Linked DNA regions of Homo sapiens: region 1 is linked to region 2. A link is an interaction called in ENCODE POLR2A ChIA-PET data of the cell type or tissue named here. Cell type or tissue: K562. All regions are shown on one strand. Links, peaks and the distances in the headings refer to the core of each region. The heading gives the core; the rest is flanking DNA. Region 1 overlaps NALF1 (NALCN channel auxiliary factor 1). Region 2 has its middle 75 kb from the start of NALF1.

What was found. ChIA-PET counts read pairs that join two places held together with the same protein. Peaks named below come from ENCODE experiments on the same cell type or tissue, not always from the same donor. Only the 100,000 strongest peaks of a DNase experiment are listed, where the experiment ranks them.
Region 1: POLR2A ChIA-PET joins it to region 2 with 5 read pairs; 2 of 35 experiments call an interaction of 5 or more read pairs at or near these places.

The regions. Positions count from the first base shown.
Region 1 is chr13:107,846,498-107,851,878 of GRCh38, forward strand. The region is part of intron 1 of NALF1 (NALCN channel auxiliary factor 1); the gene reads right to left. Among named protein-coding and RNA genes, the nearest start is that of NALF1-IT1, 14 kb to the left of the region's middle. In K562, for the core only: a CTCF peak has its summit at 5,160; a DNase peak (open chromatin) is centred at 3,084.
Region 2 is chr13:107,940,292-107,945,672 of GRCh38, forward strand. No RefSeq gene overlaps it. Among named protein-coding and RNA genes, the nearest start is that of NALF1, 75 kb to the left of the region's middle. In K562, for the core only: no CTCF peak of the experiment used is centred there; a DNase peak (open chromatin) is centred at 1,960; H3K4me3 peaks cover 429 bases.

The sequences.
Region 1 (5,381 bases), core at 275-5,274, 94 kb before region 2:
ACTCTCCCTAGCAAAACCATACAGTAAACAAAATGTGGGAAAATCTTACTTTAAAGTAAATGTGTAATGAGGATAGGCATGTAGAATCTATGCTTTAATGAGGATCAAGGACTAAAGACAAAAGATGCATCTCCTAGAAGAATTAGAAGAATATCTAGCATTCCAGAGTTGGTGAAAAGAAATAAATCTGCTAGTAGGGTCAGAATAGCTGAGGAGGAGTTTCCAGACTTCTATTCATAAAAGGCAGTTGTCCTAAAGTGCCTTCGTGTTTATTTCAAATCCCATTGCTGAAACCTTTAATCTGGATTTAGCCTTATGGGCAGCATTTCAGACAAATGAGATTTAGACAGATGACTAAATAGGCATATATGATTACTGCAATGGCCTAAGTAAGTCAATCTAATTATGAGAGTTCTAAGTCACCACTTAGAAACTACAGGTTCCAAAGATTTATTAATTTGCTCCAAAATACATTTTTAGGAAACAGACTTCTAAAGCAATTATATAACATTTATTATTCTATAATGACAGCAAATTTCTTAAATTAAAAAAAATTAAAGGCAAACTTTAGAGTTGATTTTATACATTGTTTTGGGGAAAAAAAGAAAACTTGAACATGACCTTTTTTTATTTCATTAATTAAAACTAAATTTTCCTTATGCAGAATAATGCCTAATAAAATTTAATTTACCTATTTGCATTTAATAATGGGTGATGGTCTCCTATGTTTACAAATATTTATCAAACATTTCTCTTTGATTTATTGACAAAATCAAACAAAAATAAACATGTATTTTTCCTTAGCTGATTTTACATTATGTGAAATTATCTCTGATCATCTAAAAAATAATGTAACGGATGTGCAAACAGTCTTTAAGGTGGGCCTCTGATTTTTCCTCTTGAAATTCATGGCCTTGTGTCATCACCTCTCCTTGAATGTGGTGAGAACCAGTGAGTTGCTTCTAACAAACAGAATACAGCAAAGGTGAAGAATGTCAGTCTCGTGATGACATTACATAAGATTGAAACATCTGTCTTACTGAGAAACATTCCCCCTTGCTGGCTTTAAAGAAGCCAGCTGCCAGATTGTAAGCTACTTTGGAGAGGGTCACAGGCAAAGAAGTTAGAGACAGCACACAGACAGCGAACAGCTGAGATCCTCAGCTCAACAGCTCGCAGGGAGCAGGATTCAACAACCACGTGAGCTTGGAAGCTGATCTTTCCCTAGCAGAGCCTCAAATAAGACCCCAACCCTGGCTGACACCTTGACTGTAGCTTTGCTGAGGACACAGCTAAGCTGCGTCCACATTTCTGACCCACAGAAAGTGTGAGATAATAAACACGACTTGTTTTAAGTCTCTATATGTGTGAAAATTTGTTACACAGCAATAGATAACTAATGAAATTCTCTACTTTTTTTGCAAAGCAAGAAAAATAAACTGAACCTGCTTCACTTTGATCTAAACTTTAAGAAGAAATCAGATATAATATTATTCCACTTTTGAAATTATCTGTGAAAAATGGCAACCACTCTATTGAATCAAAAGTGTACTCAATCAGTCAGAAAACTAATTCATGCTTTCCTTCAGGATAATTCATTGTTTGCCACTTTCAGCTGTTAGATGATGCCTTTTGTTGCTGATTACAACACAACGAAGTTTCCTTTGGTGGTTTCTACAAACTGTTAACCTTTAACTGTTCCCAAAATATTTCAAACAAATCAAATGAGCAAATTTGCACTAATACTCTTTACAATGTTCAAAAGTATGGTTGGTAGGTACATGATCAAAGAGGGGATGATTTTAATATACGCATGAAAATGTAACTTTTCTCCTAAAGAACGACAGAAACTCTAAGATGGAATGTTTGATGTTATAAATGCAGAGTAAATGATTCAATTTCAAGAGGAATAGTTTACTATGGTTCATTAATTTGAAAACAGCAACCAAACATGATTTCAAGTAACTTTCCCAAATAATGCAGCCTTAAAATTACTTTTCCCTTCAAAATGCAAGCAGCTGTATTTTGATGCTTTAATTATTTGGACAGCTAATTTCCTTGTTACTTGCCACATGTGGACAAACAGTAACACATATGAGTATAATTCAATGAAAAATGCAAAAAGTGATCTATCCTAAATTCCCTAAGCATCCTCTGTGTCTCTCCGTGGCACTTCATGTTCAGCCTCAAACTGTATCTACAACCTGTCCATAGGCAATTACCTTTTGGAAACATAATATTTCTCATAACTCTTCAAATGAAAAATTGTGCAAAATGTCTGACCTGTCATATTTGATACTAAATGATTTAAATGAACAGGCAGGGGAAATTTCTGAAATACCTTCAAGAATCTACTTACCAGCATTACCGACCTGACAGGAAAAGAATTCAGTCAAATACACGAGGCCACATAGGTTTATTTCAATTTTCATTAATTTTACTCAGTGGAACCTCTCACATAATGGAGAATCATTCATCAAAATATTATGGAACACTGTCCACTTATCTATTGCTGCATAACAAACACCCCAAAATGTAGTTTACAACAACACCCATTTTATTGCGTTCTAGAATTTTGGTGGCTCAGGAATTAAGATGTTGTGTAATTAGAGCATAATGATGACCATTAGGGATTTAGCTTCTTCCTCATTTTACTGGTAATACTCTATCTCATTTCATAATGTGAAATAAATACAGAACAATGTTTGGAAAGTGATATTTAAAACATTTGCTGTGAGTGATTTGAATTTTTGGAACTATATGACCTGCCTAGGTGACTTGTCAGAGGTTATAACAACCTTGCTTCTCTGCACATCCTAGGGAAGTTATCTGAATAAGATTGTGTAGTAAAGAAAAATATTGATAGTTCTCTCCTCTAAAGTTTGTAAGACTTTGGGAAGATTTGAAGCGGTCAGTGTGATCTAAATGGCTGGGTGGTAAGTTAATCTGCAAGCTTCACCCACATGTCTGGTGCATGGCCTGGGAAGACATGAAAGCTGGACTCAACCGAGACTGTATGAAGAAGCCTGCCCAAGGCCTCTCTATGAGGCTTGGACTTCCTAGCAGTGTGCTGGCCTTGGGCTAATTGAACATCTTACAGGGCAGCTCAAAGCTTCAAGAATACTTGTCCCAGTAAACAGCATGAAAACTGCATGGCCTTTTATCATCTACCTTGGAAGTCCCAGAACATTATTTCTGCCCTACTCACTCTCAATTGGAGGAGTGTCAAAGAACCTGCCACTGTGTTTCGTAACCACCCACCTGCAAGCTCTCTTCTTTTCCTTTTTTCTTTCTTTTCTTCTTTGCAAGTGATTAGACAAAAATAATCAAGAAACAATGCCTATCTTTAAGAGTACTCTCAAAATCTAACAGGAGAAACAAAGGCACTGGTATATAATTCATTTTATAGCTTTATCATGTAAATTATTCATGTGTTGCTAGAAATTGTCTTCAGGCTAATACTTTTAGTAATTTATTATTTTCTTCCTTTTCAACAATTTGTATGCAACCTTTGAAAATTAAGATTGTTTCTACACCAAGTAATATGACAAAAAATAAATGTAAAATTGTGTTAAAATGCCTTAGTTAAGAATGCTGTGCCCTAGGCCTTAGTTTTCTTATCTGCAAAATGGGATAATTATCAGGCCTACTTCACAGAATGAAATAAATTGGCCCGGCATTATCACTAAGTGCTAATTGTTCACTACCACTACCTACCAGAGGAAGAAATCTTCCCTCCAGCTTAGGCATAATTTTGCTGTCTCTCCACATATCAAATTAAAATAAAAAGATAAAATTTGATTAAATCAATTATATTTAAAAAGACAGAAGAATGTTTTACATCACATACCTTCCCTGTACTTGGGTTGTTGCCTGATATTAAACTGTTTTCAAATCAGATGACAAAAGCAGTCATAGTATTATACTTGTTTATATTGGTTTCTATTATAAGTAATAGACTTTACATGCACACATACACACGAAAAGCCGAATCATGGCCATTAGGGATTCAGTTTCTTCCAGTAACAGCTTCTTCCTTGTTTTACTGGTGATACTCTAACTCATTTCATAATGCGAAATAATACAGAACAATGTTTGGAAAGCGATATTTAAAACATTGGCTGGCCAGGCACGGTGACTCACGCCTATAATCCCAGCACTTTGGGAGGCCAAGGTGGGTGGATTACCTGAGGTCAGGAGTTCAATACCAGCCTGGCCAACATGGTGAAACTCCATCTCTACTAAAAGTACAAAAATTAGCCGAACGTGGTGGCATGTGCCTATAATCCCAGCTACTTGGGAGGCTGAGGCAAGAGAATCACTTGAACCCAGGAGGCAGAGGTTGCAGCGAGCCAAGATAGCACTCCTGCACTCCAGCCTGGATGACAGAGCGAGACTCCATCTCCAAAAAAAAAAGGAAAAGAAAAAGAAAAAGAAAATTGCTGTGAACAATTTGAATTTTTTGAACTATATGACCTGCCTAGGTGATTTGTCGGAGGTTATAACAATCCTGCTTCTCTGCACATCCTAGGGAAGTTATCTGAATAAGATCGTGTAGTGTGTAGTAAAGGAAAATATTGACAGTTTACCCTCATGGTTGAATTAATTTTTCAATTATGTTGTCAAATAGTCACTTTTTCTGTCAAGTGGAATCTTCTCTCTTTCAATGTCGTCTGAATTTTTTACCGGACATGGTAACCTTATAGTATCTTTTCAGTGTCTTCCAATTCATAAACTAGGCAGCAGAATGATATAGTGACATATTTTGCTAACAGCTTCTAATTTGGAAAACAAGTGACATTAGCTTTAAAATTGCACATCTGGAAAAGTTCACAGATGAACAGTTTTTTTTTTTTTTCTTTAAGTGGCCAGATTAAGGAGACACATCCCCACTGCAAGCTATGGAGTGATCACATCACTGTTTATTACTTTTCAAACCCATAATTAGCCATAAAGAAACATGTACAAATAAAATACTGTATTTATATTTCCCATATAAAAGACTCTGTTGTTCAGTCATAAAGTTATCAAACACTATATTTTATAAAATTACTATTTTGTAATTATCTGACTTAGAGCTTACTACATTTTAGAAGAGAAACGACGACCCTTTCTTAAGCAAGGAGAAGGAACAACTGTCAGGTTGAAATTGCTGCACTGTCTTAATTTCAAAGATCTGAGTAAAATCTAATTTTCAGTCACAGGTTGGAAGTGGGACCGTTTGAAAAGGGAAATGTGTTAACTAGAATTTTTAAGTAACAGATTAAGAGCACAATGCTTTTGGATTAAGGGCTTTACAGGCCCTTTCTTTTTTTTTTTTTTTTTTTTTGAGACAAATTCTTGCTCTGTCATGCAGGCTTGAGTGCAGCGGGACAATCATA
Region 2 (5,381 bases), core at 79-5,078:
CCAGAACTCTGTCCCACAACGTCCAGCCCTCTCAACCCCTTTAATTTCCTCCCCCATCTTGTCAATCCAGTGAGAATGCTGGGCTCAGTCTGTGTTCTCCCTCCTTATGCTCATGATCCAAAAACTCTCTCAGGCAAACATCTGAATTATGATCACAGGACTCACTTCATTTGTGTGTTTCCCCACAGTCCCCACAATCACAGTCCCAGGCTGTCTGTCATCTTTTACCTGAAACAGTTGTTTCATGTATTTTCTCTATTCTTTTAATTTTTAATGACAGTGGGTTAAGTTCAGTCCTATCACTCCATCATGACTGGGAGCAAAATTCTGTGCATTTAAATTTAAGTAAGAATATAAAATTTGAAGGATGCAACAAAATACCCTCCCAAGGATGGCTGGCTAGATGTAGCTGGGATGTACCTTTTTCCTGGGGAAGAACCCAAATGTCAAGTGAACCTTCACACATTGAACTTATCTTTTGAGAAAAAAAAAACACTGAAATTCAATAGAGAAGCAATGGGAGACACCATGATAGAAGCAGGGAGCAAGGCTTCCTGCTCACCTCACCCCGCTCCAGGACCAGCCCCTAGCCCAGACTAGACCCAAAAAAGGGGTGAGTGAAGGACCCTGGTGTACCTCATTCCCATCGTGGACCTCTGAGATCCTAGCTACAGGAGTTCCCATGATCGCTCCAGACATTTAGCATGGGAAGTTTCCTGGGGAACACACAGAGCACTGCTTGAACCTACATGGAGCCTAAAAGGCAGCAATCAGTGTGCTGGGCAGATGGAGCAAAACGTGAATCTGGGCCCCACCTCCCAAGTCTCTGTCTCCTGCCGTGAACAGCTGCAGCTCTTGCTGTATGTTAGGTTGGGAGAGAGTGTGGCCAGGGTATGCCCACATACCCAAGACAGGCCTCACTGACATTGTCATGGGACCAAGGGGCATCTGATCACATGCCCCCTTGCCCGCTGGTCCTTCCCAAGACTGCCTGCTTGGCCTTTCCCACCATGGAGGGAGTGGGTAGAAAGCATGGCTTCCATTGCCCGACTCAGTGGTTTGTTCACTGCCTGAGAGCAGTTCAACACCCCATCACTGCTGGTACTTGACCCCGAGGAGGCAGGGGACAAATCTGCTGGCCTGGTCTCAGTTCCCCAGGACTTGAGCACACCACCCACGAATATGGGGATGAGATATGTGGCCTGATCTCCAGCAGGGGAGGAGCCCCCACTGTTAAAACACAGAAGAGTGTGACTGGTTTCTGCAGCAGGTCTGGAATGTCTAGAATGGCACAGCAATCTGGGTGTGGGAGGCTTGGAACTAACCTAACCAGTCAGGCTTGTTGCCATGAGGATACCAGGGGAAACCCTCTCCCCTCCAGGGTCTGGAGTGTGGAAGCTGGGGGGACCCACAGCCATCTTTTTGCCTGGAAACCTGGAAACCTGGGAACCTGGGCTGCCCCTCTTCCCCTGAGCAGGCTCCATGGCACAGAAGAGGCACCTCCTTGCAGGGTAGCCCAGCATGCTGAGAGCTACCCCTAGACCCTGACAAGCTCAGTGCTTGCACCTGCCTCAGAGAGCCTGGTGGTGCTGCTCACCAGGCCCAGCCATGACCAGTTTTATCCCCTCCAGCCACCTTGACAGCACAGCCTGGGGTAGAAACCCTGAGAACCCCTTACCTTGCTCATTGCCAGGGACACCTAGATACTTCTCCCACCAAGAAAGGCCAAGTAAGAATTCCACTGTTAGCACTGCAACTGTCTCTCACTTGCAAGGACCACCTACTGGCCAGGAGGTCAAACTTTCCAGCCCATCACAATTGCTGACGTCTTTCTACAGTGCTCAGCTTCTTGCTCACAAGTATCACCCACTGAACCAGTTGAGCACTATAAAATGATGTCAGCAGTTGTGATGGGCTGGGCACAACCCAATGTAATTCCTGCTGACAGAAGTGCACAATGCTGGGTAATGAGATAAGCCCGCTGAGACTTCCACCTCCTTATCTCTATAGGAGACAGTGAGCCTGACCACATGCACAGCACAACAACGTTACAACCTGCAAACAACTAGCAATTGAGAAAACTGCTACAAGGAGGCTACGTCCAAGAAAATCATACAGAGCCTTGGTCTCCTAAAGGCACAAAGACACAAAGCCTGAAGGGTCCCACCCAACATACACAACAGTTGCACCCTTAAGGGAGGAAGACAAAAACCCCAAACAAATGAAAGTAAATGCAAAAATTAGAAGTGACATCTTCTACAGATGAGAAGGAACCAGCAAAAGGACTCCAGCACCAAGAAGAAACAGAATGTTGTGACAATCCCAAAGGACCACACTTGTTCTCTAACAATGGATCTTAACCAAAATAAAAACTTTGAAAGGACAGATTAAAAAAATCAAAATGTGAATTGTAAGTAAGCTCAATGAGAGCCAACAGAAAATTGAAAACCAACAAAAAGAAACCAGGAAAACAATCCAGAAGATGAAAGACAATTATACATATATAAAACAGAATTTTGAGAAATGAAAGAATTCACTGAATGAACTTCAAAACAGAGTTGAAAGCTTCAAGAACAGACTAGACTAAGCAGAAGAAGGAATTTCAGAGCTAAAAGACTAGCGTTTTGAACTATCCCAGACCAAAAAAAAAAAAAAAAAAAAAAGATTTTTTAAAAATGAACAAAGCCTTGAAGAAATACAGGATTATGTAAAGCCAACCAAACTGAAGACTTATCGGCATTCCTGAGGGAGAAAAAGAAAAAGTAAAAAGATTAGAAGTATATTTGAGGGAATAATTAGGGGAAATTTTTTCAGACTTACTAGAGATGTAGACAACTAATACAATAAAATAAATTCAGAGAATACATGTAAGATATTATACAAGACTAACACCACCAATGCATACAGCCAGCAGACTATCCAAGTTCAATGTAAAAGAACAAATCTTAAAGTCAGCTAGAGTGAAGCATAAAATTATCTATACAGGAAATAACTTCAAAGTAACAGCAGACATCTCAAAATAAATCTTCCAAGCTGGAAGAGAATGGGGACCTATTTTTTGCCCCCTTAAAGAAAAAATAAATGTCATCCAAGAAACGCATACCCTGCCCAGCTAAGCTTCATAAATGGAGAAATAGATTCTTTGCCAGATAAACAGATACTAAAGGAATTTGTCAAGACTAGACTGGCCCTGCAAGAAATGCACAAAGGAGTTCTAAACATAGAAACAAAAGGACAATACTTGCCATAATTAAAACACACATAAGGAGAAAGTTCACAGATCCTATAAATTCCTATAATTCACAGATCACATAATTCCACAATTGAGACTCCAAGGCAACTAGCTAATAAAATTATGACATGAATAAAACCTCACATATCAATTTTAACCTTGAAATTTAAAGGCCTAAATGCTCTACATTAAAGATATAGAGGGCAAATTGGATTTTAAGACACTATCACTTTGCTGCCTACAAGAGACTCATCCAGTGGTTAAAGATATCCACACTCAAAGTAAAGGAGTGGAAAAAGGCATATTATGCAAATGTAAGATAATAGTGAGCAGAAGTAGCTATTCTTATATCAGCTAAAACAGACTTTAAACCACAACAGTAAAAAAGAAATACAGAAAAAGCATTATATAATAAAGTTTTCAATACAACAAGAAGATTTAACTATCCTGATTATACATGTACTCAACACTGGAGCACCCAGATTTAAAAAGCAAATACTACTAGACATAGGAAATAGATTGCAAGCAATACAATAAGACTGCAGAACTTCAAAATCACACTGACAACATTAGACAGGTCATCAAGGTAGAAAGTCAGCAAAGAAACTCTGGACTTAAACTGGACTCTAGACCAAATGGACCAAATAGACATTTACAGAACATTCCACCTGACAATTGCAGAATATACATTTTTCTCACCCACACCTGGAACATTCTCCAAAACTGACCATGTGCTTGGTCATAAAGCAAGTCTTAATGAATTTAAAACGTAAACTGAAATCACATCAAGTATCTTTCTGGACCACAGTGAAATAAAACTAGAAATCAATACTAAGAGAAACTCTCAAAACTATGCAAGGACATATAAACTAAACAAGTTTCTACTGCATGGCTTTTGGGAAAACAACAACATGACAGCAAAAATTAAAAAAGTGTTTGAAATAAATGAAAATAGACACAAAACATATTAAAACCTGTGGGATATAGCAAAAGCAATGGTAAGAGGAAATTTATAGCATTAAAGGCCCACATCAAAAAGATGAAACTTTCAAATTAACCAATCAATGTTGCAACGGAAAGAACTAGGAAGCAAGAACAAACCAAATTGAAAGCCAAAAAATAAAAGAAATAACAACGATGTAAAGACGATTGAGTAAATTAAGACTGAGACTAAAAAATACAAATCAACAAAATGAAAAATGTTTTCTTTGAAAGGATAAACAAAATCAATAAACCATTAGCTAGGTTAACCAAGAAAAAGGGAGAGAACATTCAAATAAGCACAATCAGAAATAATAAATGTGACATAACTGATACCACAAAAAGGCAAAAGATTATTTGAGATTCATCTCTATGTGCACAAACTAGAAAACCTAGAGGAAATGGATAAATTTCTAGAAACATACAACATCCCAAGATTGAAATAGGAAGAAAGAGAAATTCAAAACAGACCAATAACGAGTAATGAAATTGAATCAATAATAAAAATATTAAAACAAAAAAGCCCCAAATCGGATGGATTCACAGCTGAATCTTACCAAGTTTACAAAGAAGAGCTGGTGCCAATCTTACTGAAACTATTTCAAAAAATTAAGGAGAAAGTATTTCTCCCTAATTCATTCTACAAAATTAGCATCAGCTTGACACCAAAATCAGGTGAGGATACAACAAAAACAAAAAACTACAGGGCAATATCCCTGCGAACAGAAAAGCAAAAATCCTCAATGAAATACTAGCAAACCAAATCCAACAGCGTATCAAAATGATTATTCATCTCAATCAAGTGGGTTTTATTCTAAGGATGCAGAGAGGATTCAACATGCACAAATCAATAAATGTGATTCACCAAATAAACAGAATTAAGAACAAAAACAATATGATCATTTCAATAGATGTAGAAAAAGCATTTGATAAAACACAACAACGCTTTATGATAAAAACCTGCAACAAACTAGGTGTTGAAGGAACATACCTCAGTGTAAGAGTCATATTGACAAAGCTACAGTCAGCATCATACTGACTGGAAAAAAGTTGAAAGCATTCCCCCTAAGAAAGAATAAAACAAGGATGTCCTCTCTCACCATTCCTGTTCAACAAAGTATTGGAAATGCCAGCCGGAGAAATCAGTCAAGACAAATAAATAAGAAGC